Linked DNA regions of Homo sapiens: region 1 is linked to region 2. A link is an interaction called in ENCODE POLR2A ChIA-PET data of the cell type or tissue named here. Cell type or tissue: OCI-LY7. All regions are shown on one strand. Each heading gives the region's core, and the rest is flanking DNA. Links, peaks and the distances in the headings are about the cores only.

Region 1 (16,179 bases), core at 4,417-12,416, 70 kb before region 2:
AAAAGACAAGGGATAAGTGTTGGTGAGGATACGGAGAAAAGAAAGCACCTGTACACTATTGGTGGGAATGTAAATTTGTCCAGCCATTACCAGAAAATAATATAGAGGTTACCCAAAACATTAAAAATAAAACTATGATATGATCCAGCAGTTCTACCTCTGGTTATGTAACTGAAGAAAATGAAATCAGTTAAAGAGATATCTGCATGCTCATGTTCATTGCGGCACTATTCACAATAGCCAAGATATGGACTCAACCTAAGTATTGATCAATGGATGAATGGAGAAAGAAATTGTGGTTCATATATACAATGGAATATAATTCAGCCATAAAAAAGAAGGAAATTCTGCATTTCTGACAACATGGATGGGACCTAGAGAAATTGTGTCACATGAAATAAACCAGACACAGAAAGACAAATGCTGTGTGATCTCACATACAGAATCTAAAAAAGTTGAACTTATAGAAGCGGAGAGTAGAATAATGATTACCAGGGATTAGGGAGTGAGGGAAATGGGAGATATTGGTCAAAGGGTACAAACACTCAGTTATATGATGAATATGTTCTAGGAATCTAATGTAAAGCATGGGTGGTGATGGATGTCTTCATTTTATTGTAGTGATCATTACACAATATATACATATATCAATCATCACATTCTACACTTTGAATATATACAATCTTTATTTGACAATTAAGTATTCTAAAATAAAATTACAAAGAAGGGTAAGGGCTGAGAACGGAAAGAAACAGAATGATCAAAGACAGAGTTGGCAGTGTTAGGAAATCACCACACTGCCCTTGCTAAAATATATGATATTCTAGAATGCTTAAGAGTTTCAAAAAGACAAGAAATATCTAATTTTAAGAGTTTGGTGTTGATAGTGGGGGAGGCTGAGCATGTAGGGGACAGGAGATATATGGGGACACTCTACTTTCTGCTCAGTTTTTCTGTGGGCCTAAAACAAATGTAAGAACATAAAGCAGTCAGGCATGGTGGCTCACACCTGTAATCCCAGTACTTTGGGAAGGCTGAGGCAGCAGGATCATTTGAGCCCAGGAGTTCCAGACCAGCCTGGGCAACATGGTGAGCCCTTGTCTCTGCAACAAATTTAAAAATTAGCCAGCTATAGTGGCTCATGCCTATAGTCTCAGCTACTTGGGAGGCTGAAGTGAGAGGATCACTTGAGCTCAGGAATTTAAGGCATCAGTGAGTTGTGATCAAGCCACTGCACTCCAGCCTGGGAGACAGAACGAGACCTCGTCTCAAAATAAAATAAAATAAAGCCTATTTAAAAGAGGGTGGGAAAAGCAGTTTGGCTCAGGTAGAAAGCCCAATTATAAACATAGAATGCTGCAATGACCACCATGTTATTGTGTGAAACTGATTTTTTTTCTTGTATTTAGTCATAATGAGACTGAGTTGAAAAAAAGGGCGGCTGGGGGCGGTTTCCAGGAAATACAACAGCTTCAAAAGAGATGGACATAGAGGCAAAGCTTAAAGTAAGAATCGCAATTAGCAAGTCAATAAAGGCTTGGAGGTCAGCTTGTGTTGCTGTTGTTTTACCAGACTTAGAGGTTGCAGGATCTGCAGGATCTTTTTTACTTTGGTGGCTGTGAAAAAGTCAATCTGGGTATGATTTCCAGTGCCTGGATTCCTATCTTAGGGTTCTCCAAAGGCACAGAACTAATGGAATAGTTAGTTTATATTTTTAGCAGAGGCAGGGTTTTAGCATGTTGGCCAGGCTGGTCTCAAACTCCTGACCTCGTGATCCGCCCGCCTCGGCCTCCCAAAGTGCTGGGATTACAGGTCTGAGCCACTGCGCCTGGCTGGTAAATCTGTGTTTTAATATGAACATTCTCGAGGTTTAATAGGCCTAAATAAAACATAGCTTCAGGTCTGTGGGCTGCCACTTCGTGACTTCGGCTTAGAATAATTTTAAAATTGTATTGGGCAGTGGAGATAAAAGTGCTGCAGGCTACAAAGGAAACAGACACATATATGCAGGAGTGAAGGTATAAGGTAAAGTGCTATAATAAAGGCAAGTTCAAGGTTGATGGCATAGGGGAACTAGGAATTTGCAGAAGATCAAACTCTTGGTTCCTCTCGTCTTTGCAATATGTATCAGACATTTATTTGAAACTTGAATGTGTATGGGCATGACACATGTCTACAACATTAGTACAAAAGTGTCCCAGTACAATAAGCCTATAGTTACGTCCTGTTTCCTATTATAAAAGCATTCATCTTGGCTGCTGACTGTTGACTTCTTTTTTTAAAAAAAAAAGCAAATTGGACTTTACCAGTGGTTCTCTACCAGGGATGATTTTGGCACATTTGGCAATGTCTGGAGACATTTTTGGTTATCATATCTGTGGGTAGCAGGAAGATGCCACTGGTATCTAGTGGTTAGTGGCCAGGGATGCTGCTATACATCCTAAAGTGCCCAAGACAGCCCCACCATCAAGAGTTACGTGGCCCAAAATGTCAACAGTGCCAGAGATGAAAGACCCTGACCCAGGGGTTTACAATCATACCCTATAGCCAAATACTAGATATTGCAATTCAATCTGCTTTCAGATGTACCATGACCGAGAATTGTTTATCTCTCTCCTTTCTTCAGCAGTGCCAGGCTAGCCAGGTCTCCTCTCTGTGTTATGCAGGGACAATCTGCTTTCGTTGCTATCACTCCCAAACGGGCACACACAAAATCAACTCACAGAGCAGTGGAACAAGTGAGCTCCTGTTTAACAGGATTCAGGCTCCATGTGTTCTCTACTATTCTTCTTATTATTACTTAATCATGTCCTTGAGATCTCACCCTCCCAGCTCAAGTAACTTAGCAAAATATTTCTTTCCAGTAAATAATGAGCTTTCTCAAAAGGAATTCTGGTGTAAAACATTATCGTTAACTGGTTGTTTCAAGTGATTGTGGTAAACTTTGAAGTTGTATTTGTCAGACAAAAATCTAGCACATCAGTGGACCTTTGTAATGAAACTGATATGAAATTCTGATTTTATCATTTAGAAATGTAGGAAGTTTAATACCTCAAAAGTATTGTAAGAATTGAAACGGCAGCACATGCAAATACGTATCAGATTAAAGCTAACAAACGTGCTATTTTTCCCTGTTTCTCAAAAACAATGCAGTGTTTTGTGAAGCTGGCCTAGTTTTTCTTATGGCTCTTTGTCAATTTTAGACTAAGTAGAGTTGTGTTAAAGGGGATGTGGGAGGAAATAGAAGCCGTATGTGTGCACTTGTGTCTGTGTGTTTGTGTGTGTGTGTGGGGAGGGGGGCGGTCCACTGCATGGGTGTATGGATGGTGGTACTAAGAGGAGGTGAATTCTGCTACCTCAATGGCTGACAACACTGAAAACATTGGGAAAACCCCATCTGGATATACAGTTCATATAATATAGCTTTTAAAAAGTATCTACAATTTCAAATTCAAATGAAGGGCGAAGGAATTCAGCTTGGTGTAGGTTCAGTGAACTGGCCTGAAGGACTGTAATTCCCATCTGAATTCTCATCCCAGCTTTATTCCTGATGGTCCTACCATCCCTCCTTATCTTGTGGCTCTCAGCCAATGAATATGTGCTTTTCAAGTCAAGATCAGATTCCCCGCTCCTTACCTATGAGGATGGAAACCCATATAATTTCCTGTGTCTGTGTTAAACAATACTGGGATAGGAAATATTGTCCTGATGTTAAATAATAAGCAAATCCATCTTATCTACTTGCTCCAGGAAGTAAATGCTTGCTCCTGGAGGATAAGATTAGAGATGAGCAGAGGCTGGGAGAGAGGGAGAAATGGGAAATGCCTGCTTAATGGTTACAGAGTTTCTGCTTAGTATAATGAAAAGGTTTTGGATATAGTGATGATGGCTGCACAACAATGTGAATGTAATTAATGCTACTGTATTGTACACTTAAGAATGGTTAAGATGAGGCCAGGCACAATGGCTCTTGCCTGTAATCCCAGCACTTTGGGAGGCCAAGGTGGGAGGATCACAAGGTCAGGAGATCGAGACCATCCTATCCTGGCTAACATGGTGAAACCCCGTCTCTACTAAAAATACAAAAATTAGCTGGGTGTGGTGGCATGCACCTGTAGTCCCAGCTACTTGGGAGGTTGAGGCAAGAGAACCGCCTGAACCCGGGAGGCAGAAGTTGCAGTGAGCCGAGATCATACCACTGCACTCCAGCCTGGGCGACAGAGGGAGACTCCATCTCAAAAAAAAAAAAAAAAAAAAAAGGTTAAGATGGTAAATTTTATGTTCTGTGTATTTCACCACAATTTTTTTTAAAAAAGCCTGGAGACTTTGCTGTTCTACTATCTTTTCTTTCTTCCTCCTACCCCATAGTCCTGCATGACAGAGTTTAGGGAAAGGAGAACACAGATCTCCTGAACCCAAATGTTTTCAGAAAACCAGGCCAGTAACATAAATAAGTGAAACCAGCCAAATGGTCTGCTTTAGGGAATAGGAGGAACTGGGGTAAACGGGAGAGCGTGAGCCCTTTCTAAACAGGCCCACTCACGGATCATCTCCTGACACTTATTGCCATGCAGAAATGCAGGCCCCAGCGTTGCCAGGCCTTCTCGTTTTACTTTAAAAAAAAAAAAATTTTTTTTTTTTTTTTTTTTTTTTTTTTTTTTTTTGAGATGAGTCGCCGAGGCTGAAGTGCAGTGGCGCAATCTCGGCTCACCGCAACCTCCGCCTCCTGGGTTCAAGCAATTCTCCTGCCTCAGCCTCCCAAGTTGCTGGGATTACAGGCGCCTGCCACCCCGCCCAGCTAATTTTTATATTTTTAGTAGAGATGGGGTTTCACCATGTTGGCCAGGCTGGTTTCGAATTCCTGACCTCAAGTGATCTGCCTGCCTCAGCCTCACAAAGTGCTGGGATTACAAGCGTGACCCCCGCACCCGGTCTTAAAAAAACTTATTTTAGATTTGTGAGTACATGTGGGTTTGTTGTACAGATTATTTCATCACCCAGGAATTAAGCCCAGTACCCAATAGTTATGTTTTCTACTCCTGTCCCTCCTCCCACCCTCATTTTTAAATAGACACTAGAAATCAGGATTTTTACGAGAAATTTTTTATTTTAAGCCTGTGTGCCTTCTAGAACTCGGGGCAGATGTAGATGGAGGCCATCTGTTTGCGTTTCCTGGTCTTCTGCTGATCTGCTGACCTGACCCCAAGCTTGCAGCTGGCATTGTTGTCAACACTAGAAGGTGGTCCAAGATAGGAGAGCATATTTTTCTGGACTTAATGTATAATTAGCATAAAGGTTGCTAAACAGGATGATGGGTAACTCCATATATATATTACATATATCTATGGACTATATATGGACTCTACTTAGTAGTCCTCATTTTTATTTTCCCAAAGGCTTTGTTGATACAATTGTCAGATAAGGTCTTGTCTCATGCCCTTCCTGTGATGCCGCGTGGTGTGTGTACGAGAGCAAGAGAGAAAGGAAGTCTGAGGCTGGAGCGAAGAAAAGGAAGTGGCGTGTTTGGTTGGAAGCCGGGAGAATGCCCCCAATCACTGCTTTCAGAGTCTAAATGGCAAAGAAGGATCTTGACTTATTTCCTGTGTTATAACTTCTTAGCCTCTGTGAATAGCCCACCACCAGCTCAGCCGCCCTGATTGTGTGTGTCTTGATGCCAATGGACTCTGCTGCAGGATGGCATCAGCTGCTCTGAGGGCATTCCCCAGGGCAGAGGAATTGCTTTTCCTCTCTTCTACCAAGAGGCATACTAGGAATTGCTGCAATATTGACATGTGACTACATTAGGCACAAAAAGTGAAATTTTAAATCACTGAACGTTAGAAGCTTCAGAACGAAAGGTGGAGGGAGAAAGTGGAAGGGAGGACATGGAGTTGGTCGCTTTTTTTTTTTTTTTTTTTGAGACAGGTTCTCTGTTGCACAGGTTGGAGTGCAGTGACATGATCATGACTCACTGCAGCATCCACCTCCTGGGCTCAAGCAATCCTCCTGCCTCAGCCTCCAGAGTAGCTGGGACCACAGGATTGTGCCACTATGCCCAGCTAATTTTTTCATTATTTGTAGAGACAGGATCTCACTATGTTGCCCAGGCTAGTCTCAAACTCTTGGGCTCAAGTAACCTCCTGCCTTGGTTTCCCAAAGTGCTGTGATTATAGGCATGAGCTACTGCCCCTGGCTGAGCCCAGGAGTTTGAGGTTACAGTGACTTGATTGCACTACTGCACTCCAGTCTGTCTGATAGACTGACACCCTGTTTCAATAATAATAATAATAGGCTGGGCGCAGTGGCTCACACCTGTAATCCCAGCACTTTGGGAGGTCAAGGGGAGTGGATCACTTGAGGTTAGGAGTTCGATACCAGCCTGGATAACATGGTGAAATGCCATCTCCACTAAAAACACAAAAATTAGCCAGGCATGGTGGCCAGTACCTGTAATCCCAGCTACTCGGCAGACTGAGGCAGGAGAATCGCTTGAACCCTGGGGCGGAGGTTGCAGTGAGTAAATATCGCGCCATCGCACTCCAGCCTGGGCGACGGAGTAAGACTCCACCTCAACTAACTAACTAAATAATAATGAAATATTCTGTTGTAGGAGTGGGGTTAGCAAAGATGATGCCTTATTGTAATATCTTTTGTTTCCTTAAAATTAACTTCAAAATAGAATAAAATTGTTTATGAGTTCGCAGCCACGTGTATAAAAGTTGATATATGCCAGGCATGGCATATATCACACCCGTAACCCAGCACTTTGGGAGGCCAAGGTGGGTGGATCACGAGGTCAAGAGTTCATGGCCAAGAGACCAGCATGGTCAACAATGGTGAATCTCCATCTCTACTAAAAATACAAAAATTGGCCAGGTGTGGTGCCACACGCCTGTAATCCCAGCTACTCGGGAGGCTGAGGCAGGACAATTGCTTGAACCTAGGAGGCGGAGGTTGCAGTGAGCCAAGATCATGCCATTGCACTCCAGCCTGGGCAACTGAGTGAGACTCCAACTCAAAAAAAAAAAAAAAAAAAGGTGGTATATGCGCGTGCGTGTGTATGTATGAGTGGTGGCTAAAAGTGGAGGAAAATTTTTCACTACATACTCTTTAATATTTAAATTTTGAATGTTAAAAATATAACATCTACTCCAAATATAAAATAAAATAAATATACAAGTTCAATAAGGCTTGTTATGTTTGATTGTTTATTGGTTACTATTTTGCATTATGATTTCATAAAGAAAATATTCCTACAACATAAATTTCTGGAAATGCAAAAAATAAAAAAATTCAGCCAAAGTTTTTTCTCTTTAATTTTTAACTTTTTATTTTGATATAATTTTAGACTTACAGGAAAGTTGTAATAAAAAGTTCAGAATTCCCACATATCCTTTACCCAGTTTCCCTTATGTCAACATTGTACATAAATAGTACAATTACCAGTACCAGGAAGTAAACACTGGTACCATATTACTACACTAGACAGACTTTTTAGCCAAAGTATTAACCTTGAAGCCCAAGTAAGCATTTAGAAATTTATTTGCTGACTGCTAAAAAAAAAAAAAAAAAAAAAAAAAAAAAGCCCAGAACTAAAAAGTTGGCCAGAAAGTTTCTTTTTATTTTTTTGTTGAGACAGTGTCTAGCTCTGTCACCCAGGCTGGAGTGCAGTGGTGCAATCTTGGCTCACTGCAACTTCCGCCTCCTAGGTTCAAGCAATTCTCCTCCCTCAGCATCCAGAGTAGCTGGGATTACAGGTGCCTGCCACTACGCCCAGCTAATTTTTGTATTTTTAGTAGAGACAGGGTTTCACCGTGTTGGCCAGGCTAGTCTCAAACTCCTGACCTCAGGTGATCTGATCACCTCCGCCTCCCAAAGTGCTGGGATTACAGGCGTGAGCCACTGTGCCCGGCCTGAAAGTTTCTAAGATAGTCTTTGACTGTAGTGCCTAAAGAAAATTCTTCAATTGTCTACAATGGGAGAAGGGATCACTTAAGGTTGTCAGTTGTACCATCTTTCTTGTTTCCCACTTTGCTAAGTAAGTGTTAATTTTCATGATTCCGCATCCATTTCTCACCATATGCACCGCCTTTGATTTAAATCTGCAGTTTGTTTCCATCCAAGCCCAGACCAGGTGGTGATGTACCTTATCTTCACCATCCCCTCCCCCACTCTTCTTTTTGTGACTTTTTAATTTGAGCTTTATCAGGATTTCGGCTTTTTTTTTTTTTTTTGGAGGCAGGGTCTCACTCTGTTGCCCAGGCTGGAGTGCGGTGGCGTGATCACGGCTCACTGCAGCCTGGACATCACAGGCTCAAGTGATCCTCCCACCTCATCCTCCCAGGTAGCTGGGACCACAGCAATTCCACTCCTAGCTATGTACCAAAGAGAATTGAAAAGAAATATTCACAGAAAAATTTGTACATGAATATTCATAGCAACGTTATTCATAATTACCAAAAAGTGGAAGCAGCTCAGATGCCCATCAGCCGATGAATAGGTAAACAAAATGTGGTACATTTACACAATGGAATCTTATTCAGTCATAAAAAGGAATGAGGGACTCATCATGCTGCAACATGGATGAACCTTGAAAACATGAGGAGCCTCAGGACCGATGCTTCTGCTTCCTACCAAGACTCACCTGGTTCTCCAGCTCCCACACAGCCTTCCGAGTCAATACTGCCTGGCCTTAGTCTCTGAAAAATAAATATTTGATAAAATATTGGTACTGGATTCATGTGCTGCTCCTGGAGAAATTTACCTGCAATGTGAAATTCTGTAGGCATCATGGTACAGTGGGATGGTGTGATGGTGAGTCAGGGAGGAAGATAAGGAAACCTGAGTGCAATAGTTTGGATGTTTGATCTCTCCAAATCTCATGTTGAAATTTGATTCCCAGTGTTGGAGGTGGGGTCTAATGGGAGGTGTTTGGGTCATGGGGCAGATCCCTCATGAATAGATGATTGCCCTCCCTGTGTGTGGGCGGGGCAGTGAGTGAGTTCTCACTCTATTCGTTCTCACCAGAGCTGGTTGTTAAAATGAGCCTGGTGCCTGCCCCATCTCTTGCTTCCTCTCTGGCCATGTGGTTTCCACACACACCAGCTCCCCTTCACCTTCCGCTATGAGTGGGGAAGCTCCGTAAAATCCTCACCAGAAGTAGATGCTGGCACCATGCTTCTTATACAGCCTGCAGAACCATCAGCCAAATAAACCTCTTTTCTTTCTTTTTTTTTTCTTATTGTTTTTTGAGACAGATCTTGCTCTGTCACCCAGGCTGGAGTGCAGTGGCACAATCTTGGCTCACTGCAACCTCTGCCTCCTGGGGTTCAAGTGATTCTCATGCCTCAGCCACTCAAGTAGCTGGGATTACAGGCATGTGCCACCATGCCTGGCTAATTTTTGTATTTTTAGTGGAGATGGAGTTTCACCATGTTGGCCAGACTGGTCTTGAACTCCTGGCTTCAAGTGATCCACCTGTCTCGGCCTCCCAAAGTGCTAGGATTACAGGTGTAAGCCACTGTGCCAGGCCAACCTCTTTTCTTTATAAATTACCCAGCCTCAGATATTCCTTTACAGCAACACAAAAACAGACCAAGATACTGAGTATCTGCAGAACTGTCACTACTAAGCTGGGTGGCCTTGGCCAAATCACTCAACTGCTCTAGGTCTCATTTTCCTGAAACACAAGAGAATGAGTCTACATGCACATTTCTTAATATTGTTGGCATCAAGGACAGCTTTGAAAATCTGATGAAATAAATCTATAGACTCATCTGCTCAGAAAAATGCATATTGTGCCTAAATATTGAAACCACCTTTGCAAAATTGTGACTGAGACAGTGAAAGAGGTCCAATTTAAACGACTCCATCTTGCCTCTAACCTCCAAGCTGTCCTTGTTCATTCCTGGACATAAGCTGAACTAATTTTGGGAGGAACTTAGTTTATAGTTTAAAACAAAGAGAGGATAATAGCCCTTTCCCGTAACAAACTTCCTTCTTGCCTGGGGACTAAACTACTAACATTCGCCACAAGATTAGAAATTATGGTTTACTAGTCACATAGCTGGGCACTACAAGATTCTGACCCTCCCTAAACTGCTCCTAAGATCAGTTTAGGGATGTTTTGCAGACTCTACCCTTGATGTATCAACCAGCACCACCCAGATCAAGAAACCAACCCATCTGACCTTGTGACCCCCCCACCCAGGAAATGACTCAGCACAAGAAGACAGGGACGCCCCATGATTTCACCTTTGACCCAACCAATCAGCACTCCCCAACTCACTGCCCCTCCCCTCCCACCAAATTGTCTTTAAAAACTTTGATCCCCAAATGTTGGGGGAGATTGATTTGAGTAATAATAAAACTCCAGTCTCCTGCTCAGCCGGCTCTGCATTAATTATCCTTTCTCTATTGTGATTCCCGTCTTGAGAAATCGGCTCTGTGTAGGCAGTGGGTAAGGTGAACCCATTGGGCGGTATTTTTTGTATATCTGAAAGGGACAAAACTATGAAAATATAGGTGACAAACATTACTCATCTTTTCACATTCTGAAGAAGATACTGTATTTGCTCTACTTTCCTCAGGATCTTTGTTAAACAGATCAGGAACTTGTAGAGAGGAGAACTGGACGTAACAAGAGAGGCTGGATTGATTTACCTAAGAAAGGTCAGGGCGCTGATGTAGAAGGTAAGAATAGATCTGGGGTAGATAAAATGGACTTCATCAAAATTACAAAAGTGAAAAACAACCCATGGAAAGAGAGAAAATATTCACACGTCATTTATCTGACAACGGACTTGTGTCCAGACTATGTGAAGAGCTCTTACTAACTCAACAATTAAAAGACAAATAACTAAATTTAAAAATAGGCAAAGAATTTGAAAAGACATATCCCCAGTGAAGGTAGCCAAAAAGCTCATGAAAAGATATTCAGTCTCATTAGTCTGATTTGCCGTTAGGGAAATGCAAATCAAAACCCACAATGAGATACCACTTTACATCAACTAGGATGGCTAGTATAAAAAAGATAGACAATAACAAGTGTTGGTAAGAATGTAGAGAATTAGAACCCTCACACATTGCTAGTGGGAATGTAAAAGTGATTCAGCTACCCTGGAAAATAATTTGTCAGTTCCTGAAAAAGCTAAACATGACCTAGCAATTCCACTCCTAGCTATGTACCAAAGAGAACTGAAAAGAAATATTCACAGAAACATTTGTACATGAATATTCATAGCAATGTTATTCATAATTACCAAAAAGTGGAAGCAGCTCAGATGCCCATCAGCCGAGGAATGGGTAAACAAAATGTGGTACATTTACACAATGGAATCTTATTCAGTCATAAAAAGGAATGAGGGACTCATATCATGCTGCAACATGGATGAACCTTGAAAACATGATGCTAAAGGAAAGAAGCCAAGCATAAAAGGTTGTATTATTTCATTTATGTAAAATGCCAAGAACAGGGAAATCTATAGAGACAGACAGTAGATTAGTGGTTGCCTGAGGCTGGAAGGATGGAACAATGGGGATGCACTGCTAATGGGCACAGGTTTCTTTATGGGGTGATGAAAACGTTCTGGAATTGGTGATGGTTGCACAGTCTTGTGACTATACTAAAAATCACTGATTTGTAGCCTTTGAAAAGTTAAATTTTAAGGTACATAAATTATATCTCAACAAAAAGAATAGATTTGGGGGCACAGAGGAGAGAGGAAATGAAGATGACAAGGTCCCAGCATAAAGAGTTTTGGGAAGAATGAGAAAAGGCAGCTCAAGATATCTCTGCCTTGATGTGTGAAATGTGGGAGAGATGGGTGGGTAAAGAGGATTTTTAGGAAGCTTGATGTATATTTGGAAGATATTCCCACCTCCTTTCGTTACTTATTCTAGAAACTCCAGAAATTACATAGTTTAAAAAGGATTGTGGAATTGGATGTGTGAGTTTGTGGAATGTGATATTGAACTGGGACTTCCTTGGCTTACACATTCATTCAGTCAGCAAATGTTTATTGAGCATCTACTGAACGTCAGGTCCTGTTCTGTGAACCGTGGGATGCAGCGGTGAATAGGACAGAATGAAGTGTTACCCTCCTGGAACTCATAGTCACGGTGCGGAGCTCTGGCACAGACTTGATGACAAAAGTGAATACATGAGAATTTCAGGTGGTGACAAGTGCTACTAATAAAAAGAAGGTTGAGAAAACCAATAATGAATGACAAGATTCTGAGGGCTACATTTGGGGGAGTTCATGGGTACTTAAAGCCTATAGATTTAGAGACCTTAGATTTAGAATCTTGGATGAGACAATCTCTAAATATCCCTTTTATCTAGAAAAAAAACCCCTGTAACTCATGGATCAGACATGAAAGATGTAAAAGTGACATCTCCAAATTAAAAATAGCTAATATAAAATGTGAGTAATTTGAAAACTGCCAATTTGGAATTTATGCTAATGTAAAGAGGGGCTGGGCTGAGATTTAGTTTTATATTTATCCATAAAAAAGATTTGGCAAAATAAACAATGTTAAAGTCCAACCGCTTAACTAACTCCCTCAGTCAACTCACAGGCATTTCCTGAGGGTCTCCTGTGTCCAAGGAACTGAGATGACACCAAGAGGAGGCACTTGGCAGATGCTAAAACTGGAAGGACCTTGGGTGATGATGTAATAACGACTTCAATCCCTTCACTGTGCAGAGGAGGAAACTGATATTCAGAAGCCCAAGGGATGTGGCCAAGTTTCCACAGTTTGCTAATCACAGAGCTGGGATTACAGTTCAGGTGCCCTAATTCCAGGTTCAGTCAGAAGCATTAATTTGGAAATAATTGTCATGTTAATGGAAGATTGTCTATTTACTAAACCAAGGACCTAGCATCCCCTCTGAAACAGCATATTACTTCTAATTTCTGCTTCTACCCATTAATAATAATGAAACAGTATTTTGTTCATTTTTCCCCCTATTTATTCAGGTTCTTTATGAAACAATACATCACTTCTTAATTCTATTTTATCAGTTAGCAGTAATGATTGGCTGATTTTTTTCTTGCATTCAGCATGATATTCAGAAGCATTAGGAGTAGGAACATCATTTAGATACAGCCCCTGACTTCAAAAAGCTAAAAATCCAGAAGAGAAAATAAGACATGTTCACACATCATTATAATGTAGGGTAGATCTTGATGCCACCATGAGAGAGCCACCATTGACACCAGGTTCCCGAGGAGCCAGGTCACCTCTGCTTGGGTGAAGGGGAAAGCAGGAAAATGTATTCTGACTTTACAAAGCTTTAGAGAAATAAAGTCTGGAGTTCATTAAAAACTGTTCAAATCTTTGGGCAAGGAAAAGCATATAAGCTGCAAGGGAAAAATAAGCAATTTCCTTAAAGCCCCCCAAACAATCATTGTTTAACCACAAGGCACATTTTTTAAATTGGATACTGAGATTTTTAGAAGACTTAAGCAATACTCTGGGCAAATATCTATAACTGCACTCAAGTTGACATCCATTACACCTACACTTAGACTAATGTTAAAACACTTTAAAAAATTCAGTTCCCTCTAAACTGATACCTTTTGCTGTCATGGTTTCAGTTGCAGCTATAATTGTGTAAGGATCTGCTGAAATGACAGCGTTACATGTTTTTAATGAGGCTTGATGGTTTGTGATAGAATAAATACTTCAACATAAAACCAAATTCAATTTTATTAAGTTATAACTTACATACAGTAAAGTGAGGGGGTTTTTTTGGTTTTGATTTTGGTTTTTTGTTTGTTTTAAGACAGGATCTCACTCTGTGACCCAGGCTGGAGTGCAGAGGTATGGTCACAGCTCCCTGCAGCCTCAGGCATCTGGGCTCAAGTGATCCTCCTGCCTCAGCCTCATGAGTAGCTGGAACCACAGACACACACACACACACATGCCTGGCAATTTTTTACAGAGATAGAGTCTATGTTGCCCAGGCTGGTCTTTTTCTTTTTCTACTTCTTTTTCTTTTTTTTTTTTTTTTTTTTTGAGACAGAGTCTCACTCTGTCACCCAGGCTGGAGTGCGGTGGCACGATCTCGGCTCACTGCAACCTCCACCTCCTGGGTTCAAGTGGTTCTCCTGCCTCAGCTTCCTGAGTAGCTGGGATTGCAGGCGCACACCACCATGCCAGGCTAATTTTTGTATTTTTAGTACAGACTGTCTTGAACTCCTTAGACCTGGGCTGAGTAGCTCACACCTATAGTCCCAGCCTCCCAAAGCGCTGGGATTACAGATATGAGTTACTTAGCCCAGCTCTAAGTGTGTTTTGATGAATGGAACACTTTCTGTTGTGATCCTCACAGTTAGCTATTAGCACACTAAAGAGCTGCAAAACTGAACAGAGAGAAGCTGTCTAGGAATCAGTAATAATAGAAACCAAACATTTCAGCACATCCTGTGTGCTCAGGCAGTAGAGTTTGCTATTTACATGAATAACCTCAACTACTTCTTTCATTCCTACAGAAAAGGCACTTTTATAATCCCTACTTTACAGATGGAGAACCTCCAGCTTGGAGAGAAGTTTCTTGGCCAGGGTCACACATCCAGGAAGCGGCTTCCAAACTGGACTCTCCCTGAGCCAGCTCTACTAACTTGGGGGAGAATTTCGTCCCTTTCTTGCCTCTGTCACTAACTGGTTTTGTGATTTGGGGAAATGGATTCATCCTGGAGAAGGCTGGACTAACCCTCTGGTCCCCAGATGCCTCTAGTTCTCTTCCAGATCCCCACCATCCTGGTTCACAAGTGGAAATAAAACATTCTGACCAGTAGTAGCCCCAGGGCTGAAAGTCTCAGACAAACAGCTCTGGAAGTTAAAGAAACAAGCAGAAATGCCACATATGCTGGGACATAGCCCAGATTGCTCCCACGCAAACTCTTCCTTCTTTTTCCCACCCTGAGCAGCTGGCACAGTGGCCAGTACAATGCCATCGAGCAAAGTTCAGGAGGCTAAAGAAACACATGGTGAGGAAGTACATTCGGCCCCAGGCCAGCAGAACAATGTGGCCTCTATCTTCTGTTCTGGCTTCTCTGGTCTTGTCACATCTTCACAAACCATGAACAAAGAGATTTGAGTTGGCTGAGCCACCCTCGTTCTCCTGGCTTACATCACATCACCCCATTCGCTTCCTCCTCCCGCCACCCCCTCTCAGCAATGAAAGTCGACCATTGTCAGGTACGCTCAGAGGAAAGTGTATAATGAGAATGGGGAGCTGGGAATAATAAGGATGCTTATTCTCTGCAGCAGGAGAGTGAGTCTGGAGCCCTAGTTCCAAATTCTGACTCTGCTACCAAATGGCTGTACGGATTGGGGCGCTGAGATTTAAATCTCAATTTCTGCATTTGGAAGATGAGATTAATAATAACTTCAGAATGCTTCTGTGAAAACCAAGAGAGAGAGAATGCACATAAATGCCATAAGTAAATCCCAGAGTATGGCTTCCTGGCATATTTGACTTGACAGCACTGTGAGGAAAGGATTAGATTTGCACAGTGATTTGGGTAAACAGGTAAAGAGGCCCAGAGGGAGTTTTCACTGCTCTGGGACTCTGGTAGCCCTAGAGACTCCTGCTACTCCAGTCCTCTCTTGCTAACCCCCAGGATTGAGGGGTCAAAAATTCATCGCACTTGCAACATCTGTGTGTCAAGGCACACCTCTTCAGGGGCTCCATTATAAACTGTCTTACAAAAGTATGAATTGAATGGAATGATCACATTGATGTGAGTAAATCATTTTACCTCCCTTCACTCAATACTGCCTAATCACTGAGACCACGATATCATTTGTAAAAATAACCCAATGGCATATTCGGACCAATGGTGAGAGTAGGGATGCTTTTGGTTGCAAACATCAGAAAACCAGATTGATCTTGGCTATATTGCTCTTGCATAACAGGGACACCTAAGTTAGTTACTGGTGTTTGTTTGGGATATATCGATGCCAGGGTTTTGGACTGTTGTCTTCATAACTCCTTTGGAATTGCCCTCATGGTTTGCTAAGATGACCACAGACAGCTCCAAAATGATATCATCACACTGTTCAAAAGCAGGATGCAGAATCTTTCTCCTTGTGCACTAACCTCCCATCAGGCAGGAGGAAACATCTAGAAGCCCCTAAGCAGACTCCCTTATATCTCATTGGCCAAAA
Region 2 (16,179 bases), core at 4,311-12,310:
AATCAAAACACCTGTGAAAAACAATACCACCAACAAAGTTTGAAGACTAACAGTATCTGATTTCAAGAATTATTATAAAGCTATAATAATCAAAACAACAGGGTACTGGCATCAAGATAGATGAACAGATCAATGGCACAGACTAGAGAGTCTAGAAATAAACCCATGCATATATGGGCAATTGATATTTGATAAAGGCACAAGGGCAATGCAGTAGAGAGCAGATAGTGATCTACCAAAAAAGAGCTGGAACCATTGGATTATATATATGCAGAAAAATGGATTTAGACACTGTACCACACACAAAAATTAACCCTAAATAGATCATAGATCTATATGGAAAACCTAAAACTATTAACACTGGTAGGAGAAAATATAGAAGAAAATTTTTGTGACCTTGGATTAAGCAAAGAACTTTTTTTTTTGAGACGGAGTTTTTTGATCTTGTCACCCAGGTGCTGGAGTGCAATGGCACGATCTCAGCTCACTGCAACCTCCACCTCCCGGGTTCAAGCAATTCTCCTGCCTCAGCCTCCCAAGTAGCTGAGACTACAGGCACCCGCCACCATGCCTAGCTAATTTTTATATTTTTAGTAGAGGCAGGGTGTCCCCATGTTGGCCAGGCTGGTGTTGAACTCCTGACCTCAGGTGATTCACCTGCCTCGGCCTCTCAAAGTGCTGGGATTACAGGCATGAGCCAGCACACCCAGCCAGATTAAGCAAAGATTTTAAAGATACGACACCCAACACAATCTATTAAAAAAATGGATACAATTAACTTCATCAAAATTAAAACTTCTGCTCTTCAAAAGACATTGTTAAGAGATTGAAAGGATAATCCATAGACTGAAAGAAAAATCTATACAAAGCTCATCGCTGATAAATGACTTTATATCTAGAATACACAAGAACTCTCAAAACTCAGCAATAGGAAAACAAGCAATCCAATAAAAACCAGGCAAAAGATTTAAACAGATACTTCAACAAGGAATAGAGATGGCAACTAAGCACATGAAAAGATGCTCACGGTCATTAGTCACTGAGGAAATGCAAATTAAAGCCACATCGAGACACCACTACACACTTATTAAAACTGCAAAAATTGGGACTCAGCAACATTCTCTTGGCTCCTGGTGGTCAGTGGGGGAAGTATGTGGGCAAGTCGGCACTCATCATCCAGTTAATCCAGTCCTTTTTTCTAATGGGTTATGACCCAATCACTTAAGATTCCTATGCAAAGCAGTGTGTGACAGATAACACAGCAGGCTGGCTAGATATTTTAGATAAAGCAGAACAAGAAGAGTTTGGTTGGAGCCATGAGACAACAGAATATCAAAACTGGTGAGGGCTTCCTGTTGGTCTTTTGAGTCACAGGTCAAGGCAGTTTTGGAAAAAATCTATACATTTCAAAGACAGATTCTCAGAGTAAAGGATTATGATGAGTTTCCAATGATTTTATTTGGCAATAAAGCAGATCTGGATCATTAAAGACAAGAAACACAGGAAGGACACAGTTAGTACGGCAACTTAAGGCAGCATACCCAGAAGGCATTAGCAAAGATTAGAATGAATGTAGATTAAGCTTTCCATTAACTTGTCCAAGTTATAAGGAAATTTCAAGAGCAGTAACTTCCTTCTTCACCAGAATCGACACGGAAAGAAAAAGACAAGAAAGGCTGCTACTGTGTCATTTTCTAGAATCCTTTGAGTTTTAGCTATCAGCCTCCAGGAAAAGCCCTCATCTTCTTTTTCTCTCCTTATAGTTTACATCTCATTAGTACCTTTCTAGCCTTAGACAAATGATCATCACGTTAGCCTTAGACCTAGAAGCTGGTAAGTCCTTCCCATGAAGCTAATATAACAGTCATTTCCAGACAAATTTAAAGGAAATGCCAAGGCTGCTTCAAAATTTCTGATTTCATTAAAATATATATGCCAGGCGTGGTAGCTTTTTAGTAGAGTCAGGGTTTCACCGTGTTAGCCAGGATGGTCTTGATCTCCTGATCTCGTGATCCACCCACCTCGGCCTCCCAAAGTGCTGGGATTACAGGTGTGAGCCATTGTGCCCAGCCAATAAGTATTTTTATATGTTTATGAGCAAATATACTTCACAACATACCTTGTAAATATGTAAAGATAAGTATTTAATTCTCATTGTTCACTTTTAACTGACAAAACATAAAAAGTGGAAACTATAGAAGCTGTGGTAGAACTTTTACTTGCTGGTCTGGTTTTGGTTGTACCCACCTTTGGCCAGTCACATATCTGCTCAAGAAACCTTCCCAATAGAGTACAACAGGATGAGACTCTGAAATCATTTTCAGTATTCCCTACTAGATATTGACTGTTATATCTCAAGTATGAAGTGTAAAACTTTAGTTGACAATTAGTATAATTGTGGATGGCTTCTGACTTTGTTTTTTAATTCTGTGGATTGTGTTTAAACAATTCAAAAGCATGTTCCTGATTTTTAGATACTAAAGTACAAAGTTGTCACTTTATTGAATGTGTACAAAAATCCCATGAAGTTTATAGAGCATACCCTTATATAGCTTCAAGTGCTAGAATTAAAATTGATCAGTATCACAAGAAAAAAATTGCAAAAATTAAAAAGACTACATCAAGTGATGGTAAGGACATGGAGCAATTAGAGCTCTCATGCCCTGCCAGTGAGAATGTAAAATGATATAATACTTTGGAAGAAACTTTGGTGGTTTCTGGAAAAGTTAAACCTGCAACTGTCATATAATCAAGGCATTACATTCTTGGTTTACCTATGAATAAAGAAAGTATATGTTCATACAAATATCTGTAGGTGAAAGTTCACAGTGGTATTATTCATAATAGCTATGAGCCAAATATTCATCAATAGATGGCTGGACAATTTGCAATATATCCATGCAAGAGGATGCTGCTTAGAAACAAAAAGCAATGAACTATTGATATATATGAGAAACCGTCTCAAAATAATTACACTGAGTGAAAGAAGCCAGACAAAAAGAGAGTATATATGATGTGATTCCATTTATACAAAACTCTAGAAAATGCAAACTAATCTGTGGTGACAGATCAGATCAGATCAGATCAGGCACAGTGTGGCTCACACCTGTAATCCCAGCATTTTAAGAGGTCAAGGTGGGAGGATCCCTTGAGCCAAGGGGTTCAAGACCAACCTAGACAACATAGAGAGACCCCGTCTGTATTTAAAAAAAAAAAAAAAGGAGATCAGTGGTTGCTTGGGAAGGGGGGTTGGGGGCCAGAGAAGGAGGGCTTACTGTTTGATTTTATTACTAAATGAAACATTTTGCTACTTTAAAATATATTCCAAGTACTAATAGCTTAAACTCACTTTCCTGGTGATGGGAAGAAAAATGCATTCTGGGATTTTGATTTAGAGATCTTAAAACATCATTAATAAAACATCTCTCGTCACCACTGGAAGTAACTATTGTATCAACTCCTTACTTGAAACTTGATAATTAAATGGAAAGAAGAGTATTTATCCTTTATTTCCTGTAAGAATTGAATTGTAGGGTAGTCAAATGGTGCTACATGATGAGACAAAATTTTTAACTGCAGAAATTCTAGCTAATAAATGAAGAATAAATGATAGAATAAGAAAATTACCCTTTGGGAGGCCGAGGCAGGCAGATCACAAGGTCAGGAGACCGAGACCATCCTGGCTAACACGGTGAAACCCCGTCTCTACTAAAAATACAAAAAATCAGCCGGGCGTGGTGGTGGGCGCCTGTAGTCCCAGATACTCAGGAGGCTGAGGCAGGAGAATGGCATGAACCCGGGAGGCGGAGCTTGCAGTGAGCCGAGATCGCGCCACTGCACTCCAGCCTGGGCGACAGAGTGAGACTCCGTCTCAAAAAAAAAAAAAAAAGAAAAAGAAAATTACCATTTTGCAGTTTCAAATAAAACAGGTAATTCGGGCAAGCATCATGACTTAAATCACTAGATGAAAGATTGCAGCATGCCAGTCATCACCTCGGATTACTTCCTTCCTAGACCCACTGACCAATTGTAGACACAAATAATGAGACAAGCAGACACTCTGTGCATCCTGATGTGATGTAACATGAAGTGCACAGCAACACCTGGGAAGAAGTCTTGCCCAGAAGGTTTCATCTAAATCTAATCAAGCATTTAGCTCTAACTTCCATCTTTTAAAAGAAATACAAGGGATAGAGGAACAAGTTAACCCTGCAAAGAAGCAGACAAACTCACAAAGTGAGACATCCTGCAGGACCCATGTCAAATGGTTTCATCAAGGTTTCACTGACAAGAAAACAAAGGGGAGACACTGTTCTACCTGAAAGACATAAAAACCAAATATAATGCATGGGTCTTATTTGGATTTGGGCTCAAAGAAATTGCTAGTAAAAGTGTATTTTGTCTGGGTGCAGTGGCTAGCGCCTGTAATCCCGTTACTTTGGGAGGCTGAGGCAGGAGGATCACTTGAGCCTGGGAGTTTGAGACCAGCCAGGGCAACATAAGGAGGCCCCATTTCTACCAAAAAGAAAAAAGAACAAGAAAAAAGGTGTAGTTTTGGTACAATTTAGGATATCTGAACTTGTTTTACATGATTTTAAGTAATTTTTGTTAACTATGCTAGGTATGACAAGAGTACTATGGTTACACACAAAATACTTATTTTTAAAATATGCAAACTAAAGTATTTAGTATTAAAATATCTTAATGTGTGAATTCACTAGACACGAAGGAAACAACAGACACTGTGGCCTACATGAGGGTGGAGGGTGGAGGATGAGGAGGAAAAGCTACCTACTGGGTACTATGCCAATTATTGTGGTGATGAAATAATCTGTACAATCCCCATGATGATCAATTTACCTACATAACAAACCTGCACATGTACTCCTGAACCTAAAACTTAAAAAAAAATTATACAAAAAAAGTGATTTGTTTTAAAATATTTTTGCAAAATAATGGATAAAACATATATGGCAAATTATTAAATAATTATAAACCTAGGTCATGGGTATATGGGAATTCATACTCTTCTCTCTAGTTTCTGTATGTTTGAAATTTCCCACAATATAATTTCCAAGATATATAATACAAAATATGCTCCTGCTAACACTAATGTCAAATGTGTGAAACAAAAACATTGAGGTGAATTGGATCTAGAACCACTGTAGTTTGATTCAAATTAGACACAGGTCATTGAGCATCTGCCATGTCCTCGTCACTAATCCACTCACATGCGGTCACATGTGTCTCGACTTTCCACTACTGGGCCATGTGATCTTGAGTAACTCACTTTATCTCCTAGTTCCTTCATTGGTAAAATGAGGGTAACGGGTAGTCCTCCCTCACCAGGTTGCTGTGAGGATTACATGAGTTAATACTCTAGGGATCTGGTGGGTGCATAATTCCTATTCTGGGTGATAGACCAGAAACAGCCATTCAACAAGTATTTGTGTATATCTCAAGTATTTGTGTATATCTCAAGTATTCGTGTATATCTTCCATGGGCCAGACATATACTGTGTGTTTCCTCACTAAGCTTGTAGACTAAGACAGCCATAGAGAACTTTCTGAAGTCACCACAGCCATACACAGATACAAGCAATGATAAGTGCCATGAAAGAAAAGAACAGTGGCTATCAGAGATGTGTTGAATGATCGGTTAGGAAGTCGGACTCCAAGTTCAGGCCATTTAAGAGAGCAGTTTAGTGGTTAAAGCAGACACTTTGGGCAGAATACTTGGGTTTGAAACCAGCTCTACCACGTCCTGCTAGCTGCATCGCCTTGAGCAATTTACTTCATCTCTTAGTTCCCTCATCTGTACCAGGAGTGTAGGAATAGTCCTTACCTCACAGGGATGTTGTGAAGATTGCTAGTTAATCGTGGATGTTGCTTAGAACAGCACCTGGCACATACCAAGCGCTAGATAAGGTCGTGTGTTGTTATCTCCATGGTGCTTTGATCCAGAGCAACCCTGCCTCACGGTGTAGTCTGTGAGGACTTAATGAGTTAACACTTTGAATTACATTTTTTTTTTTTTTTGGTAAATTCTACCTAGCAGCACAGGAGAGTCACTCGGAGAGTTCTTAAGAGGAAAAAGGAAAAAAAAAAAGGTGTACAGACTTCATTCTGAAACAAATGACTTAGAAATTCCAGGGATGAGCCGGGCGCGGTGGCTCACGCCTGTAATCCCAGCACTTTGGGAGGCTGAGACAGGCGGATCACCTGAGATTGGGAGTTCGAGACCACCCTGACCAACATGGAGAAACCCCGTCTCTACTAAAAAGACAAAATTAGCCAGATGTGGTGGCACATGCCTGTAACCCCAGCTACTCGGCAGGCTGAGGCAGAAGAATTACTTGAACCCGGGAGGCGGAGGTTGTGGTGAGCCGAGATGGCGCCACTGCACTCCAGCGTGGGCAACAAGAGTGAAACTCCGTCTCAAAGATAATAATAATAATAATAATAATAATAATAATAATAAACAAATTCCAGGATGGAGCCTGGGCATCTGCACTTTTTAGAAGCTTCTCCAGTGATTCTCATCTAGAGCCAGGGTTGAGAACCACTGATTCAGGCTTTCGAAATGTAAAAGCAGTTTTAAAAGTGTAAAACTCTCCAATGCAATGGGCTTATTACTATTATTACCACCCCAACGCTGTACAATCCATGATCTTACAGCATACACATGATCTTAGTCTTCAGAAGAGTTTATGTTTCAATAGAAGGGTCTCCCCCAAATTCCTCCCTCCTCCCACATCACCCCTATTTACTTCAAGAGCAGAACAAATATGAAGGAAAAAACAAAAAACAAAAAGAAAAACCACCCACGTTTTTGCCCCATCTAATGATTCGGCTCGTGTATGTTTCATGGGCTCAACTTGGGAACCAACTGGAACACACACGCTACTGAGTCAAACTATTTCCAGAGAGAAACCGCTCAACCAAATGCAATGAGTGGTGCAGCCTTCTTTACAGAAAGGTACTGCTATGCATCCAGGAAATCTCCAAAACGGGAAAGGGAACACTGCTCTTTGTCAGGAGGGTGGGGAGACAAAGAGGGAGAAGGAACAAGGTTTTAACTACTGAGGCATTACTTTGCCATCTATGAATCAACAGTTCGAGAAACGAGTTTGCCAACTTTTGAGGGGTTAAAGTGCTCATGCGTTCGATGGGGTCATGGTTACATTTTGGTAGATACAGTCGCCAAAAGTCATCGAGCTGTATCCGTATAACTGCGCCTTTTATTGTAGGCAAGGTGCACCTCAATTTAAAAAAGTAACGCAGGAGAAAATAAAATTAAACAGTCGTTAGCGATGAGGTTCTCGTGAGGAAACCAGAGTCCACGTTAGCTCCAAATGCCCTCTTTGACCTGCCTGCTCTGGCCGACAGGGGAACGAGGGTTGGAAGGTTCTATGCAGGTCCTGGAATCCGGACCGTCCCGAGGGAGGATATGGAGCCCAAGCCCCGCGGCCCGGGGGGCGGGGTCCTTACCGAGCAGCAGGTATTTCAGGACCCACTGCAGCACGGCCACCGTCTGCAGCCGCCGCGCCAGCTGGATGTTGAGCGGTGCAAACTCTACCTTCATGGCCTGGCCGGGCGAGGACGGCGCCAGCCACTGCAGCCTGCACCCACGCTGCTCTGCGGCGCCTGTGGGAAGTGCCCGGCCGGATCCGGGCCCCGCGCTGGGCACTGGCTGGGCGGAGAGGAAAAGGCAGAGGCTAGGCAGCGAGCGGGGACCCAACTGCGCCCTGGGTGGGAGGGCGCGCTGGGCTGAGGCTGGGGGCAGCCAATCACAAGCGCCGGGCGCCAGAGCTGGCCCAGCGCCCTGGCCCCGGAGCAGCTACAGCGGCCCGGGCGCATTGGCTGGCGCGCCGGGCGTTGGCGAGAGTGCGCCGCGTGGGACACGAGGGACGGGGAGAGGGGTCAACTGGCAGCCAGCCCGAGCCGGGCAGCGCGGGCTCCTGCCGCCTGGCTGAGGACCTGGGATCTCCACCAGGATCTGACCATTGTTCAGCTGATCGATCACCCAGCGCTTGCCTTCAGCATCCCACCCCTTCATTCGAACCCTCGGTGATTGGGGAAGGGTTAGTTTGAGGAATCGCACACCAGCTGGAGAGATGAGCGAGACTTGTTTCTTAGTTTATTGATCTGTGTCCCCCCGCAACCTCCAATTTCCCCGCGGATGGGGAAGGGGACCTGGCTTCCTCACTCTTGGGTCCTCAGTTCCCTACAGGAGCTCCGGGAATCTTTCACCCATTCATTCATTCAACCCACATTTATTGAGCACTTGCCACTTGCTGAGCACCATCCGGGCGCTTGGATAACCAAGCTGTCAAGCGCATCCGTGTGAAGAGACCACCAACAGGCATTGTGTGAGCAACAAGGCTGTTTATTCACTTAGGTGCAAGTCAGCTGAGTCCGAAAAAGAGTCAGCGAAGGGAGATGGGGAAGGGGTTGCTTTATAGGAGTTGTCTAGGTAATGGAAAATTACAGTAGAAGGTGGTTATCTATTGTTAGCAGAGGAAGGGGTCACAAGGTACAGGGTGGGGAGATCATAAGACTCATTGTCCAGAAGAAGAATGTCACAAAGTCGATTGATCGGCTAAGGTAGGGCAGGGACAAGTCACAATGGTAAAATGTTGTAATGTTGGTTAATCAGTTAAGGCAGGAACTGGCTGTTTTACTTCTTTGCGTTTTTTTTGGCTGCTCCAGGCTTCTTGGCTCCTGCAGGCCACCTGGATGTGTACATGCAGGTCACAGAGGTTATAATGGCTGAGCTTTGGCTCAGAGGCCTGACACAAGCTATTCATTGTCTTGTTCTCAGAGTACAGGGGGAAACAGACATAAGCAAAACAACTACACAATTTGGTGTATAATTACAAGTAAGACCCTACTGTGAATGACTAGAAGATTCCAAAACCAAGACTGCTGCACGGTCAGGGAAGTGTCTGAAGAAGTGCCCTTACTTGAGCTGTAGCCAAATCTAGTTAACCCAGGAGTCATCCGGGCAAAGGGAAGCACATATGCAAAGGTCCTGTGGCTGAACTCCAAGAAGAGCTCAAAGAGTGAGAGCTTGGGGGACAAGGGTGAGATTGGGGTGACATCAGGCAAAAATGGTGGGCAAGGTCCAGACCCTTGCAGACTGAGTTAGGGTTCAAGTTTGAACCCCAAGAGCAGTACAAGACACTGAAGGGTTTCAATTACGATGTGCTAAATGGATGGCTAGATTCTAAATAGTGCCTAGTCCTTGGGAGCAACCACTGCACTTTATTTATAAATATTAATTACCACATAGTTGAAAAACTCAAAATGATGAGCAGCTGTCAAGTCATTGCTGAAGAGGACTTGGAACAGGGCAAAACAATATAGTTGGCCCTCCTTTCTCCCCCATCCTATGCCCTTTTCTCCTTCAACATTTTAATACAAAGGGAGTTGGATTAAAACAAATACCAGGGCCACTTGGAGGAGTTGTTTGTGATTTTTTGTATGCAAAACTTGTTTGGGTTTCTTTTTCCTCCTACTTAAGGAGTCACTTTCTTCTTTCCTTTTAGATTTCTTCCTTGAATCTTCCCCCAGTGCTAGGTGGGGACACTACGAACACACCCTATGTCAGGCACTCTGCAGAGACCTCACAGGCGTAATCTCAAAAACCCTACAAAGTACGCATTCACTTCAACTTTGCAGCTGAGGAAATTAGGGCTTAAAGTCACACAGCTGGTAAATGGCAGAATAGAGAAGATTCAAATTTCTATAAAACCTGGAGAGGCGAGTCATCCCTTCATCAACTGAACCAAACATAGAACAAACATTTATGGAGTGCCTGCATTGCCTTGGGCATTGTCCTTGGTACTGATGACACAAACGTGAATTAAGATGAGGTCTCTGTGCCTTTGAGAATTTACACACATTTACTTATTGACTATTTGTGGAAAGCTTTCTATGTATTAGGCACTGGGTAGGGAAAGGAGATGAGTTACAATGGTGAATAAGAAAAGTCTTTGTCCTGCTGCAGCTCACAGTCTAGTGGGAGAAACAGAAAATACCTACCTATGTAGACAACCAAATGTGTGACAGTGCCCTGAAGGAAACACATAGGCTGATACAGAATAATGGGCACCTATTTAGAACAGATTGGAGGTAGCAAGAGTGGAAGTAGGCATATCCCCTAAGAAGGCTATTGTAGGATGATTGTAGAGGATGTGGAAGCTTGGGAAAATATAGACTTGAGATATGCATGGGACATATAAATGGTAGGACTCTTTGATTCATTGGATTTCGAATCTGTCGGTAAAGAAGAGCAAAACACCGAGAACTCCTGATCCTGATCACTTGGAGTTTGCTTGCTTAGTAATGTATTTGTTACTTTCCCAGAACACTAAGCTGATAGATAAGAACTGTCATATCCTGTCACAGCCATCACAGCCAACTGAAACAAAGCATGGACTCACCAGCACTCAGTCAATGCAACAGTCCATCACCATTTTAATCAACAATTAAATTATTTGCTCATCCTTTTGACATTCAACATGTATTTATTTGTTTACATATTGTGTGCCAAGTTACTTGAGTTAAGTGATCACTGGATTTACATAGTGGGAAAGTTTTAATTCATCAAGCTATTCAAAACAATTCTAAATGAACCTAAGATTCCAGAGCCTAACTGCTATACTAGGCTGTTTCTCAAATAATATAAGGAAGAAAGGGAGTGTTGTCACAACAGAGGAACAAGTCATTGAAGGGTAAGTAGAAGAGTGCTGATGACTGAACCTGTCATTTGGGTTGAGGTGTAGTTATCCATTCAGTCAACAAATATTTTAGCAAATGATTAAAGAAAAATACATTTGGCAGAAGTGTCAGCTTTGTTCCTATGGGCCTGGAATTGGCTAAATATGAGTGAATAATACATATATATGTTTACAATAATTCAATGAAAATGTACCAAGCACCACAGCTGTGGCAAGTCCTGGGGAAGGAACCAACACAGTCCCTTTGAAGATCTGGGATTCCACTGATGGGTATGGTTCCTCTTTCTACTTCTCAACTCTGATGAAGAAATAAGGTCACAGGCCAGATTGTCTCAACAATTATGAAAGGCTACTCTTGGAATTGAGAAATAAGAAATCATTTCCTTGTTCTAATTATTTCTTCCTGTGCACTTTACTATAACTAACATCTACTAGTAGAAAGGTGACAATGTCTTTCTATAACATGACGTTTTACTGTAACTTAAGTAAAAATGTTCTCATTGTTAGGTTAAAAAGGAAATAGTATTCTGTTAGTATTCTGTCTAGACAGAGTCCTTACAGGGGATAGTTTAGGGCAAAGGTCATGGTTCTGATTTTCATAAGATGCATTAATCATAAAAGTAAGTATTCTCTCTCTCTCTCACGCGTGCGCGCACAGACACACACACACACACACACACACACACACACACACAAACACACAACACTGAGAGCGGCCAGCTCTGGTTAAAGTAAAATAGAAGGCCATCACTATGGTAGTTTCAATGGAATGTGCTTTAAGAAGTTCTATTTTCAAGGCTCTTTTGAACAAAGTTTAAGAAATTTGCTGTGGTCCCTCTACATTCTTATTGTCTTCTCAATTAACTATTTGATCAATCTGACAAGGCTCGGGTATGTTTGCTCTGGGGAAAGTTGCAGGAACCTTGCCTGAGAAGGTGAGGCTTTGTAGCCCCACGGTTACCATCCAAGGTTTCCTTTCCTCCATATTTTCTTATTGCTACAAGTACACACAAGGTCTCAGACCCCATGTACCATTCCTGCCTTCCTTCCTTTCACATTTTCCTTCGAAAACTCCATTCATAGAAGTTCAAGTGTTGTCTCTCCGTTAGTTAATTTATGTTAATATGTGACATTTTCTCTACAAAATATGTGCTTCTCTAATTGCTCCTTTTGTGTGTTTGTCTGTTTTTTGAGACAGTCTTGCTCTGCTGCCCAGGCTGGAGTGCAGTGGGGCGATCTTGGTTCACTGCAACCTCTGCCTCCCAGGTTCAAGCGATTCTCATGCCTCAGCCTCCCAGAGAAGCTGGGACTACAGGTGCGCACCACCATGCCCGGCTAATTTTTTGTATTTTTAGTAGAGATGGGGTTTCACCATGTTGTTGCCCAGTCTGGTCTGAAACTCCTGAGCTCAGGCAATCCACCTGCCTCAGCCTCCCAAAGTGCTAAGATTACATGCGTAAACCACTGTGCCCAGCCCCTAATTGCTCTTTTAAATTGTTGTAACACTATGACTGATTACTGTTAGAAATTATGAGGATAATGACTAGTATTTATTAAATATCCTTTCTCTTCCCATGACCCTCACCCACACCTTCATTTGCATTTGCCCTGGGACAGTAATTGGAGGTCCAGCAACACACTCAAGGTAGGAACAAGAAGAAAGGGATTCGGAAGGTTTACTGCAACTGTCCTGAACCCAAGGCAATCTTATAAAAGAGGCAGTCAGCAACTCCAACAACAGTGCCCTTGGGGACACGACAAAGCAGTTTCCATTACTTAGCTCCAGTTTCCAAGAAGATCCAGGCTATGGTCTGAATGTTTGTTTTTTCCCCAAGTCCCCCAAAATTTACATTAGGTGAAATCCTAACCACCAAGGTAATGGTATTAAGAGGTGTGGCCTTTGGGGAGTGATTATATCATGACAGCTCCTCCCTCATGAATGGACTTAGTGCCCTTATAAAAGATGTTGAAGGGAGCTCTTTTGCTCCTTCTGCCATAGGAGGACCCAGCAACAAGTCAGCTGTTGCAACTCAAAAGAGGGCCCTCACCAGAACCTGACCATGCCAGCACCCTGATCTTGAACTTCCCAGCCTCTAGAACTGTGAGAAATAAATTGTGGTTGTTTATAAGCCACCCAGTATATGATATGTTGCTATAGTAGCCTGAATGGACAAAGACAGTCCAATCCAGTGGATGTTTTGTTTTGCTTCAACACATGCCATCTTCCCAGTCCTGACTGCTATCATTTCTCCTCTGCATTATTGCAACCTCCTAACTGATCTTCTTGCTGTGAGTTTTACCCTCCAAACCACTACTCCTTATCCCCTTTCCACAACGTGCCCAGTGTGATCTTTTCCATTACTTTTCAAACATCGTTTAAAATCTTTGAATTTCTTCACAATTGCTGTCAAGATAAAGTCCAAATTCTTTAATATGGTTTTGGACTCTGCATTATAGGTCATCTACATCTCACTTCTTGAGTCTCAGCTATAACTTTCCAATACTCGCAAGCTAAGCTTTAATAATTCTGAACTTAATTTGTTGTTGAACAGTCAAGTTTCAGGAGGAAGAGACACATGGGTCTCAAGAACAACCAGTCAGTTTGATGTGTCTAGGCCCTCTCTCTCTCTGTCTTCTCTCTTGCTGTGAGAGTCATTTTACCTTGCTGGAGATTAATTTTCTCCATGGGGTGGGAAACATGGCCACTAATGGCCCTACACTTGTACATTACAGCTTCCGCCTTTAAATCAAATGGACTTAAGTTCCCTATGGTCCCAAGTCCAAAATCCAGCTGGCATCAGGCGTCAACTTCTGTATCAATTCATTCAAATGAGATACAGGGTCCCATTGCTGTAACATGGTGGCTGTCAAATTTGCCCTTGTAGCAGAGAAAGAAAATTCTGGGCAGATGATGCCAAGCTTCTGCAATCAAAACCAATCAGAAGGGAGAAATGAGTGAGGAGGAGTTAAGTTGACTTCAGTATTTCCAATTTGGATAACTCAGTGGATGGTGGTGACATTGAAAAGGAAAGGCAGACATGGGAAAAAATGAATCTTGGGGAAACTTCAGTTTTTGACATGTTGAGTATGAGATGCCAGCATGTTGGACAGCCAGGTGCAGATGTTCAGAAGCTGGTAAGAAATATGTACAGAAGAGGCCAGGCACGGTGGCTCACGCCTGTAATCCCAGCACTTTGGGAGGCTGAGGCAGGCGGATCACGAGGTCAGGAGATCGAGACCATCCTGGCTAACACGGTGAAACTCTGTCTCTACTAAAAATACAAAAAAAAATTAGCTGGGCGTGGTGGCAGGCACCTGTAGTCCCAGCTACTTGGGAGGCTGAGGTAGGAGAGTGGCGTGAACCCGGGAGGTGGAGGTTGCAGTGAGCCAAGATAGCGCCACTGCACTCCAGCCCAGGAGACAGAGTGATACTCCATCCCCAAAAAAAAAAAAAAAAAAAAAAAAGAAATATGTACAAAAGAGAGATAAAGGCTGAAGATAGGAAGGGAGCCGTCTGTGTTTAGGTGGTAGTGGAGGCTGCAGACCTCACTCCAGGAGAAGATTTCTAAGCACGTAACTCTGGATAGCACCCCACATAGAAGGAAGGGAAAGTGCAGTGTAGGAGGTAGAGGAGGCCGCAACAGAGTTAATATTTATTCAGTGTTCATGATAGGCCAAACCCTACACGAACTATTTCTCTTAAAATTCTCACAACCATCACATGGTATACCTACAAGGTAGGTATTGTTGTTATCTTCACATTACAGATGAGGAACTGAGGCTCATCAGTATTGTGTCATTGGTCCAAGGTCTCAGTGAACAGTAGATCCAGGATTTAAATCTGTGACTGATAGAACTCAATACTATGTTGTATTGCTTTTGCCTATCGCATAGTGACAGTAGAAAAATCCAAGGAGCTAATCAGGAGCCTGGAGTCAGGAAAACTAAGGAAGGAGAATATCAGGAACGAGGGAATTGTCAATACTATAAAATGTGTAATGAGTTTATTTGAAAAATCCAATTTAGGCCGGGTGCGGTGGCTCACGCCTGTAATCCCAGGACTTTGGGAGGCCGAGGTGGGTGGATCACGAGGCCAGGAGATCGACACCATCCTGGCTAACATGGTGAAACCCTGTCTCTACTAAAAATACAAAAAACATTACTTGGGCATGGTGGCGAGCGCCTATAGTTCCAGCTACTCAGGAGGCTGAGGCAGGAGAATGGCTTGAACCTGGGAGGCGGAGCTTGCAGTGAGCCGAGATCGCACCACTGCACTCCAGCCTGGGCAACAAAGCGAGACTCCATCTCCAAAAAAAAAAAAAAAAAAAAAAAAAAATCCAATTTAAAATGACCATCGTTTTGACAAATTCCTTAGTGCTGATCAAACTGATTCTTGTGAGGTCTTTCAGACCTTCTTGATTCTAGATGGATCTAGCAATAGAAACCCAAAAAGATGTACGGACTTTGGTTATGTCCTAAAAGTTTCAGAGTAATCTACAGAGAGATTGGAGTGCACCCAGGAAATTTATAGGAAAGGCATATAAGATTATGGATAGAACAGAACCAGTTTTGGATATGCAGCAAGTAAAAGCAAGGCCAGTTACAGTAAACTGTATCATCCATTACCTGTATTGAAAGCCCTGCCTCACCCTCTGGGAGATAGCAGCTCAAGTTTTACTAAACTTCACACCAGAAAGAGGTCATAGTCTCAGATCACTTGGGTAATTTATACTGAAGGTAATATACTGGGTAATTACTTTCAGTATAAATATCTACTAATCAAATAGCACTTTGCAGGTTTCAAATTGTCTCCACATACTTTATCCTCACAACCATCAGATGGAATACTATCACCATTTTGTGAATGAAGAAACTGAGGCTGCAAGCGGAGCCTGTTTGCTTTTGGACAGGAAAGCACTACACAGTATCAGCATGCCCCTTTAAGCTATCAGTAGCTCTAGTGTAAAATGTCATCTGACCCCGTACTGCAATTTAGGACCTGTGTGAGAAGAACTTCAGACCTGACAGCATAGCTTTCACAGTTACTGGCCAACCCACAAGCATTACAGGAAAGTGACACAATCATTTCAGAAATTTTCTCTGAGCTTATTACATATTTTATAGGCAAAAACAATCCACGGGTGCAGGCTCTGATTCCAGGTGATAATGAGAGAGCTGGACAATCTACCAATGTCTGATTAGTCAGGGAAAAGGAGTGAGCATGATTGTGTTTTATGATAGCCTTGGTTTTATTTTCTCATAATAAAATAATACTTGCTAGTTACAATTCTGTAAAATATAAGATACAATTTTAAAAAATCTCACCAATCCAAGAATAGCGACTGCTAACATTTTGTTGTATATCATGGTAGCCATTTTATTTTGTTCACACTCATACATACGTGCATTTTTTTTTCTTTTTTTGAGAGGGAGC

The links. Peaks named below come from ENCODE experiments on the same cell type or tissue, not always from the same donor. Only the 100,000 strongest peaks of a DNase experiment are listed, where the experiment ranks them.
Region 1: POLR2A ChIA-PET joins it to region 2 with 10 read pairs; 3 of 35 experiments call an interaction of 5 or more read pairs at or near these places.

What each region holds. Positions count from the first base shown.
Region 1 is chr2:222,732,997-222,749,175 of GRCh38, reverse strand. LOC105373903 (a long non-coding RNA gene) reads right to left here and starts at 9,213. Exons shown (of 4, transcript XR_001739904.2): 1 at 8,645-9,213. RefSeq lists a silencer at 14,792-15,086. In OCI-LY7, for the core only: no CTCF peak of the experiment used is centred there; no DNase peak of the experiment used is centred there.
Region 2 is chr2:222,663,192-222,679,370 of GRCh38, reverse strand. MOGAT1 (monoacylglycerol O-acyltransferase 1) reads right to left here and starts at 7,713. Exons shown (of 6, transcript NM_058165.3): 1 at 7,492-7,713. The coding sequence starts at 7,585. LOC124907985 (a long non-coding RNA gene) reads right to left here. Exons shown (of 2, transcript XR_007088095.1): 2 at 8,369-8,735. It also overlaps the pseudogene RRAS2P2. In OCI-LY7, for the core only: no CTCF peak of the experiment used is centred there; no DNase peak of the experiment used is centred there.